Linked DNA regions of Mus musculus: region 2 is linked to region 1. The links are chromatin loops, found by intact Hi-C in ENCODE. Cell type or tissue: gastrocnemius. All regions are shown on one strand.

Region 1 (5,000 bases):
CACTCTGGAAAACCTCTCTTGCAGATTGCCCTAAGATGCCCCCACAGACTACATACACTGTTTTCTAGAGGAAGGGGCAGTGATAGCCAGACAATGCATGTGGCCTCAGAACTGAATCCAGCTGGGCACCTCTGCCACCCTGTTCTTGGTTCTAATATATCCCAATCTCCCCGTCTACAGATTAGGGCCACAACTAGTTCTTGCTTCACTATGACAATCAAATGAGATTGTGCAGAGAATATGGCTGGTGCAGGATCCAGCACCCGGTAGCTTCTCCAAATGTTTCCTTCCCTGATCTCAGGTGGATGAAGTTCTGAACCAGGTACCTGAAGAGTCTATAGCAGGTCAGGCTTGAGTAGCCTGCACAGGAGTGGGGAGGGGTGAGTTAGGTCGCTTTCCTGCCCCCTCCCCACCTGCCTTCCACTCTCCCCATCTACCCCCACCATTTTCTCTGTCTAAGGCACCTGGGAGTTGCCTAATTAGAGCTAATTAGCTTCTCCTGTAGTAAAACCCCAAGGATGGGAAGGCTCTGGAGCTCAGGACTCTGACAGTAATCATGTTAAGCAGATATTTATTTATCCCTTTATTAAGCAAGCCAATTAGCATGTAAGATCTGAGAAGCTGATTTGTAGGCCCGGGAGCAGAGCACATGCTCTCAAGCCTCGAAGGTCCTACTTGGGACTCTTTTGTGACTTGTCACCTCCTAACCTTTCCAAAAGCAAGATCATAAAAAGGCAAAATTGGGAGGAGTCACTAGACATGGGTAGAGATAGGAGGCCAAGGGCCAGAATAGAGATAGGAGCTTGCCTGTGCCCACACAATGAATGCAGGTGATTCCTAAGAAGGTAGAAGGTGCAGGGAGCCCTGTAAAGGTTATTGCTTTGTAGCGGGGATGCATGGAATGTTGAAAGTGAGTGGTCAGGAGGGACTTCATAAATGGGGACATTGGGTGAGCAAGGACATTCTGCCAAAGCACTGGAGCCAAGGTACAGAAGTAGGAAAGTGCACAGCATATGAGCATAACCGAAGCATGTCATTTATTCTATCAGTATCCTGGCAACGGTAGAGCAGTGGAATTGTGCAAAGAGCTCAAAGAGGCTAAAGCTACATGCTGAAGACTGGGATCCAGCTGGCCAAGGTCAGCATGGCTAGTGGCAGGTAGGAGGGAGGATGCTAGCTTCTGTGTGGGGAGATGATGGGTCTGGAGCCAAGAGGAGGGAGGGTAATTGGAACTCTAAAGGCATTGCAAGGCTGGGGAAAGCTGTGAATCCACGAGCCACTTAAGCTGGGCTTCTTGCACGCTACCACGAGCCAGGGCAGGCAACATGCCCTGGAGATGCTCCCGAGTGAATTAGGCAAGCAAACATGCTAAAGAAAGGCTTGACAGGGCTGGGATGACTCAATGGAAGAGTACTTGCATAGCATGCACAAGGCCCTAGGGTTCCATCCCTTACACTGCCATGTAAATGACATGTATATGACAATCCAATGCAGTAAGAGCTGAGATGGAAAAAGAGTTCCAGACCAAAGCAAAGAAGCCTAGAGGTGTGACTAGGGTTGAGTTTTTACAGTTCTTAGTATCTGCACATTTGGGTTTATATATCCCTCCCATGCCATAAGAAGGGAGTTTTGTTTTGACTTTTGATACAGGGTTTCACTATATAGCCCAAACTAACTAGCCTTGAACTCTTGATCCTTTTTTCTTCCCCCCTGGAGTACTAAGATTTCAGGCATATGCCATCATACCCTGCAAATATGTATCTTTTGATTCCTCCTAGTAACTCAGTGGACCAGAGAGTATTACCACCAGCTTATAGGTAATAGAAATTAAGGCTGCACATGATAAAGCAACAGCTGCCACCATAGGCTAAAGTATGAACCTTCCTTCAACTGTAGCTGCATCACGTACCAGTTGGACCATGAATAAATGGTGAGCATCATGGAGCCTCACTGTTCTTCCCATCAAATAAATAATGCCTCTATCAGATTCATTCAGCAAATAAGTATAGAGTCTCTAGTAACAAGCCACAAATGTCAGTTTACTTACTCCCTGCCCATAAAAGACTTTCTCAGGCTCATACAACTTGCCAAGACTCAAATCTAGGCTCTTTGAGTTAAAAGCCCCCTGTGTTGGTGAGATGTACCTTGTCTCTGTAGACTCATCTATGCTTTATCACCTCCAAGGGACAGTGAGAGAACAGCTATGCTGACTCAGGCTGACAGCAAGGAGGATGGCGGCTAGACACTGGCATGATTTTGCTGACAATGTTGTGAATCATCAACCGGAAGAGCTGCAGCTCTGGGAACATGGGATCTCTAAGGGGAGGAATAGCCCCAGTGAGTGTGATTGGGAGAGGTTGCCCTATCCAGAGGAATAGGAAACGATGAGATCACCTATGCTGCAGACTGGAAAGAGCCCAAATAGGTCATCTGGTCCAGGGCCTCTGGGCAGAACTGTTCTAAGACCAGACTTTATTAAAGACTTCCCTACAAGGTCTCCAGGGGAAAACATTCCTCAGCCTCCCTTGGCCACTCAAGAATACATTTTCCCAGCTCCGTTCCAGAACCTTCTTTTTTTTTTTTTTTTTTTTTTTTTGGCTAGTTTCTCCTGCTGCTGCCCCTGCTTCCTGTGGCAGAGTTACAAAGCTGCTGGGCCACTTTGGGCCACTCAGCTCACTAAACATGAAGGGACGATAGCAGCTTCTGTTTGCCAACCCCTAAGGCTCAATTTCAAAGTCACCAGCTAAGACCCTCCACAATGTGTCCCACCCAGCTCCCTGGGCTCAGCTGTCCTTCACGACTTCCAGCCTGGCAGGCTTGCCTGGCTGACTCTCAGCCCACTGCAGTCCACCGTTTCAAGACCTTCAAGTCTCTGGAAGCAGACTGCTCGGAGGAGCCAGCCCTCATTCTTCCAGAAAGTCTCTCTCCTACCCCCGTCCTGTTCTGTGCTTACTTTGCTGTCTGATCCGCATGTCAGAGTAGTACTGGGTTGTGGGCCAAAAACTGGTTGAATGTTGGCCATTTCATAGGGTTCAAACCAAACAGTGTGTCTGTTTTGGCTTCTCGGCTGTAAGGACAGTACTGTGCTCATCTCCACACCCCCCCTCCACGCCCCCTCCACACCCCCTCCACATCCCTCCCCCTCCCCTCCTCCCCCCTCCTCCACACACACTCAGATGCCTGGAACATTGCCTTGCGAACCAAAGGAGCCAAAGCATGCGTATTGAATTCTTTGAATACTCAGGATAATATCTGGGTGAGGTTCCATTCATACATTTTGTGTCAGCTACTCCTCATAGCCAGGGTGTAAGGAAGGTCCTCTTCCCTCCTTGTTTGTAAAACAGGGCAAGTGATGTACAATGAAGTTATTTGGTCGGGGCCAGGTGGCCACCATGATCTGGGCTCACCAATCTCATCAAATATGGGTAGACTTGGCCTGAATTGTGCCATCATATGAAGGGCACACAGAATCTGCATAATGCATACACATTACCAGGCTTCCTCAAAGATGCTCCAGCCCTAGACCTCCCTCCCATCCCATTTTCCTCGGGTCTTCTGGAAATCAGTGATTGATCAGGTATTGGGGAGTTTGTGAGACATCACTCACATTCTAAGGGCTACCTAGCCACCGCCCTTCTTCCTCATGTCTTTTCTGGCTTCTCTCGTGTACCACACAGCTTTACAGTGGGGTATTTCTGGGCCCAGTATGTTCAGAGTTTATCAAAGCTGCTTCTTGACATAGGTGAGAAGGCACTCTTTACCCACATTCCCCTCCATGAAGGGGGGGGGGGCTCGAATTTTCTATCCTCATCCTTCCCCAGAGCCACAGAAGGAAGATGTTAATACGACTGGTATTATAAGATTATAGTGCATAAATAAGCATTCTTATGGCGTGAGTAACCAACTCAGTTATTGTGTGCTGGGGCTTGCACACACTAAGTCAACATTCTACCACCGAGCCGCAACCACAGCCACAACCACAGCTGGACATACTCACTTGAAGGTTTATTAGGAAAACAACAGAACCAGCCCAAATGATATAACGGATCTTGCTGCTCAGTTTGGCACAAAGGTTTGTGTTGTCCCCAAGTAAGCCCAGTTAAAAGAAAGTAGTTGCCAATCAATTAGACAAGGATGGAACGAATGGGCAAGAGCCATGATGACAAGATGTGAACAGTGCTTTCCCCACTTCCAGTCACAGAGCAACCTGAGCACTTCTGCTGAAGAGGATTTACACCTGTAGGGAGAAACTGAAGCAGGAGGATCTAGGAACCAATCACTTTCAAGTTCTTTCTGTGGCCAGAAACAAAACGGAATCCCCAAAAGAAAAAGGACCTCACCCACAGTTGTGATCTTCAGCATTTAGCCAAGTGCTTGGTACATCACTACTCAATAAATACTGGATCTATACGTGCATGAGTTTTGGAGACCTTGAGAAAAAGGAATTCCCATTGTCAGATGTCACAGTGAAGATTATATGAGGTAGCTTAGAGCATGTCACATTGGGCCTGGTACACAGCTGGCTCTCAATTACTGCTGTAGCCCTTGGGAGGAGGGAGGCTAATCTGGGCCTCAGGTAGGGAAGGCAGGCCAAGATTCCCCAACAGCTTGCAGCTGAACCGCAAGGTCCAGGGTCTTCTAGGCCTGCACAGTTACTTGTATCCTTGTTCATGCAGCCGGGGTCAGGGGCACTCATCTGATTGGGATTGCTTGTCTAAGATCTCTCTTTTCAGTATGAGCTATGCCCCCGAGGCAGGCTGCCCACAGCTGGCTATTTCCCTGGCACCTGAGGTTCATCCCCATGGCTTGGTCCTGTGTCAGATTCCCTAGTGGGGTTCAGCTTCCTTCACTCCGTTGCCTGCTACACAGGTTTGGCTTTGGTGTGGCCAAAACAAAGGATAGTCGATCTCAGGCTCCATAGAAGGAAGCTCTGTTGGGAGGAGGTGGAGGAGGGGAAGAGAACAGAGCTCTCATCTGGGGAAACCAACATCAGCAGACCA
Region 2 (5,000 bases), 130 kb before region 1:
CAGATGATATTGGGTTCCATTTATCAAAGCCTTCTCCAAAGGCTCAGATAGTGGCCAGTCTGTCTTCAAACCCTGGCTTTAATATTATGACTTGTGTTACTTTAGGCCTGCTATGCAACTTTTGAATAACTCAGTTTCATAACCTGTAAAACAAAAGTAATGAGAACACCTCGTGCGTATGACTCTTTTAAAGTAAGACATGCAACATGCTTAATAACTCCCAGCTTAGTAGACAATCCCAGTCAAAAAAATTATGATGGTGTCATCTTCATCTCGGACAAAGGAATTTTGAGACTAAGAGAGGTAAATTCACTTGTCTAGGAACACACAGCTAGGCTGTGGCAAACGTAGGTTGCAAACCCAAAGTCCAGGCTTGTGTGCTTTAAAGCTTACTCGGTTCTACTGGGAATCTGAGAAATGGAAACACTAGAATCTACACCACTCCTTGGGAGTGTGTTAGAATTACTGGGGCATGAAGATACTCCTTGCGACCCAGGAGAGCCACTTCTATGCATCCAGGCTGTCATTTGAAGGCCTCTAAGGAGCTGGCCTGGCCAAGAAGACCTGTTCTTTCCATCAGTGGGGCTGGGAAGGTTAATGGCATTCCCAGGAAGGGCCAGGGATTAGGGGAGACTGCGCTTTGGAGCCAAATTCTTTCACCTATAGTGAGTTTTCCAGAGTTTCTCCCTCTGCCCCCCAGTGCCTGGCCCCAGAAAAAAGAAGGGGGGATGGGCTGAGACCTCCAGCTCCTCAACCCCATGGACCAGGATGGAGGAGAGTGCGGCCCCCCACCGGGCTGGCCCTGGTCCCGGCTGTGGCTGTTCCGGCACAAGCTGTGGGAAAGGAGGAAGGCCTCCACGTGCTGCTCTCTCTCTCTCTCTCTCTCTCTCTCTCTCTCTCTCTCTCTCTCTCTCTCTCTCTCTCTGGGGTGCAGCAGAGGCAGGGCGGATGAAGGGGGGTGAGACCCTTCAGAGGCTGGACAATTAGAGAGAAGGCACATTCCAGGGGAATCCACATCTGGGATGAGCCTGAGCCAGGGCCAGCCCTGTAATCCATTGCAGATGTACCGGCCAGCAGCAGATGTGGGCAGACCTCCCTTCTGGCAGGCTGGGGGTGGGGCTTGCAGGGGCAGCTAGGTGAGGAGCCTCTCCTTTGGGCAGCTACTACCTGGCAGGGATTTTGTGCATGGCATCTTGCCCACAGTGGGCAGGCAGGCTGAGAGGCTGTAGTTATGTGTGTGCAGTTATCCCAGGCCTCACCTCTGCTTTAAATTTCTGGGAATAGATCTTTGGTCAGAAGGCCACCAGCCACCAGGTGGGACCTCTACAGGGCATAGAGACCTTGTCTTCATGTGGGTCTACAGAAGTCCAGCGGCTTTAAAACCTGAAGAAGGAGGAGTATGTGACTGCGTCTGACTCAACCGGCTTCCAGCCAGCTCTTCCTGGACCTAGTTCGAGACTCTGGGGTCTCTGGGGTTGGCATTGCCAGCAGGGACTTCTAAGAGACTTTTCTGTTGCAAGAGCTTTGAATCTTCATACCACCGCAGGGGGTAGCTCTTTGTGCTTGCCTTGTGACCAGTGTTTGGCCCTAGAAAAGTGCTGACAGGAGGAAAGGCAACTCTGCAAAGGCTATATCCCCAGAGGTCTAGTGGATGGAGGCAGGGGCATTCTGGGGTGTGCAGGTCGGCGGGTGGGTGGTGTGCTTGGTCTCTGGGTGGGGATGTGGAATTCCTGGTTTTCCAGAATGTCTTAAGAATACCTACAGCTGGAAAAGTCACCTTTTGAAATGGATTCCAACTCTCTGGCTGCTCTAACCCTTTTGTGTCACTGAGGAAGGGTAAGAGGCCGGGAGGTGGGGGGGGGGGGGTTGAGGGAGATTCCGACTAGTCTCCTCAGAGAGCCAGTGGCAGAGCAGAGTGAATGTTGTTTCCCCATGAATGAGTCTGTACTCTGTATGGAAAGAATGACTGAGTGAGTGAATGGGCAAATGAATGGGGAAGTGTGGCTGGAGAGATGGAAGTGTGGCCAAGGCCTGTGGATACAGATGATATGCCCTTTTCCACATTCCGTTTGTCTGATGCGTAGCAATCTGTCTTGGCCCTTTTCTCTCATCTATGTCTCCCCATACCATCCATTTCAAGTCTAAAGGCCCCAAGGAGGAGGAAGCATTCATACCGGTTCGCCCACCAGGCAAGTGGTAGGGGCAGGATGGGATGCAAAGCCATGTGTCCCTCAAGCCCCTACTCCTCAAGGACCTCTACCAGAGCCAAAGACAAGTTCCATCCATTTCACAGGCAAGGAAACAGGAGACAGGCCCAGAGGGGGGTGCAAGACGGATTACAGGATGAGCTTTAAATCAGGCCTGGCAGGACACTGAAAGTAATGGATTCCTGTTGGCTAGAGCAGTATTCGTGGCCCCTGTGGGCCCAGGCAACCCCCAGAATGGTGTCACCCAGGACTGCCGAAAGGTGGCAGCAGAGGACCATGGGAGGCAGAGTGGATCTTTATTCTGTTTGCCCAGCTCCCATTCTTCAAGCCCCAAATTGGCTACCTTGGTGCCCTGAGTGCAGGCGGAGCCACTGCGTGCGGCAGAAGAGGCCTCCAGTGGTGGGGTAAAGGGGTGTTTACTGAAGAAAACTGTCCCCCAGCAACTGTGAAAGGCGGGGAGGGTAGAAGATCTGAGGGGAAGAAGTGGACCAGTTAGAGCCTAAGAGGGAGAGGGAACTGCAGAAAGAGGGACAGAGAAAGGAACGGAGCTGAGCAGAGATGGAGCAGTGGGCTGAAGGTTCCAAGAAAGCCAAAGCTGGCAACATCTCTATGGGACCAACTACACCCTAGTGGGATCAGGGAACTTCCAGTCTAAACACCTTTAGAAGACTCCCAAGCCAAATTCCCACCTCACAGCAGGGTGCACAGACTCATAGGTGAGGCTGGAGATCACACAGCCAACCTGTCATCAAACACAGACTGGCCTCAGCCTGGATTCTCCCCCAATTCCAGATGAAACAGCAGCCCCTGGCCAGGCCAGTATACTTGGTAAGTACAGGGAAACCCACCCATTTGCCACAGAGTTTAAAACATCTTTCTTCCTTCTTTCTTTCTTTCTTTCTTTCTTTCTTTCTTTCTTTCTTTCTTTCTTTCTTTCTTTCTTCCTTCCTTCCTTCCTTCCTTCCTTCCTTCCTTTCTTTTCTTTCTTTCTTTCTTTCTAACCTCTGGTGCCTGGTCTCTGTACGAGCCTGGCCTAATTTCACCACACAGGTGCACACATTATGTGCTGACAGGACCCGAGCTCTGCCAACCCAGGCCCGCTGGGCTACGTGAGAGCAGCATTGGTGCTATGTCATCATCCGCCCATGTGATCCTATTTTTTCAAACTCAGAATCAGGCCAAATTGTCTAATGCATGATATGACCACAGAATGGAATATTTAAAATTAGGCTCATCCCTGGAAATCTAGGCCATATGCTTACTGTCCTGCTACCCCACCCATTGGCGCTCCCTCACACACAGGCCTGGAGATGCCCCCAGCTGTTAGGCAGGCCCTGCGGCTGAGAATGAGGGAGGTGAAAGAGAGCTAATACGTACTGAGCTCGTGCCATGTGTCAGGCATTTTCCAGCTATTATCTCACTTGCCATGACAACCATTTGCAACAGGCACCCTTATAATCTCCATTGCACAGATGAGGAAACAGGCCCAGACAGCTGGACTGTTAACCAAGGTCCCACGGTGACCAAGGCGGCCGGGTTAGAGTGGACTCTGTGACCCCCAGTGCAGTAAACTGACCCTCTGAGCAGTGACAAAACTAACAGGCAGAAATGCTATACCTAAAGCATATGTAAAGTAAGGAGTAGAGGCCAAATGCCTTGGCCTCCGGAAGGTGTGTCCAGCCTAGGGGCCCCATACACTGAGGGCACACTGTTGCAAGGTCACAGGGCATGAGGTGATTGGGATGGGCTTGCAGCCCATGTCCCCCCAGGAACTATGACTTCAGCTTTCAAATTCAGAAAGACTTGGGAGACAGGCGCATACTCTATGGCCTCAGGGAACTAAATAAGAAGTGACAGCTATAGGGAGGCAAGTCTAAAACTAGCTTAAGAACCAATCTACCCTGACTGCCTTGAATTATGGTGAAGTCTCTATTACTGGGTCAGTTCCACCTGAGCACATATCTCGTGCTATGTACAGGCTATGTACGGGAAGGCTCAGTCCATGGATCAGAGGTTAGACACCTACGTTTAGCACACTCTTTTCTCCAGTCCAGCATGGGCACCTCCCATCATTTTAAAATCAGAAAGCCATCCCTTAAGTCTCACTGACAGGAATCATTCTTAGAGCCATGAAGGAGTGGCTCTGAGAAGGGAAAGATGAGAAGGCCACCAGAGACCTAGAGGGGAATCATTCTTAAACAGCCAGCATCAAGCAGACAGATGGCCGATGACAAACGGAGGGAGAAAGCATTCCTAAGCCATTCCGGGGAAGATGACAGGACTCTTTCTTTCACAACACTACTTCACTGATTGATTTTGTGAGTTAAGTCACTAACCCTTGAAAGGATAAAGAAAGGAGCAGTGAATTGAATTCCGCACATCATTATTTCAAATATGACATTAACCAAGCTCAGGTAATGCTGAACGTTTTCCTGCTAATGTCAAGAAATCCTTTCTTGGAGCTAATCTAGATGTCAATTGCAATGCCAACAGACTACTGTTGAATGCTAATGTCGCACAGTGTCATTGGGTGAGAAGTAAAGATTGTCAGATGGCTGGCTGGATGGTGAAAGAGACTGATGATGGCTCTGGTTTGTCCTGACAAGACCATAGGGATGTCACAGGCTATGGATGTTGGAAGAAGGATGGCCCATTCTTTATTGAATGGTTGGTTGTTGTTATTGGTGGTGGTGGTGGTGGTGTGTGTCTGTGTGTGTTTGTGTGTGTGTGTGTGTGTGTGTGTGTGTGTGTGTGTGTGTTCTACCAGATCATCGCCACTTAAGCCAATATTGA

What was found. Hi-C counts contacts between places; a loop is a spot of excess contacts. Peaks named below come from ENCODE experiments on the same cell type or tissue, not always from the same donor. Only the 100,000 strongest peaks of a DNase experiment are listed, where the experiment ranks them.
Region 2: it touches region 1 in a loop (2.6-fold over the local background); 10 of 42 quality-filtered maps call a loop at or near these places.

Annotation. Positions count from the first base shown.
Region 1 is chrX:99,528,710-99,533,709 of GRCm38, reverse strand. No RefSeq gene overlaps it. Among named protein-coding and RNA genes, the nearest start is that of Gm31155, 26 kb to the left of the region's middle. In gastrocnemius, no CTCF peak of the experiment used is centred here; DNase peaks (open chromatin) are centred at 1,246 and 2,922; H3K27ac peaks cover 209 bases.
Region 2 is chrX:99,655,723-99,660,722 of GRCm38, reverse strand. No RefSeq gene overlaps it. Among named protein-coding and RNA genes, the nearest start is that of Gm41898, 53 kb to the left of the region's middle. In gastrocnemius, a CTCF peak has its summit at 2,472 (motif pointing right); DNase peaks (open chromatin) are centred at 792, 1,164, 2,476 and 2,865.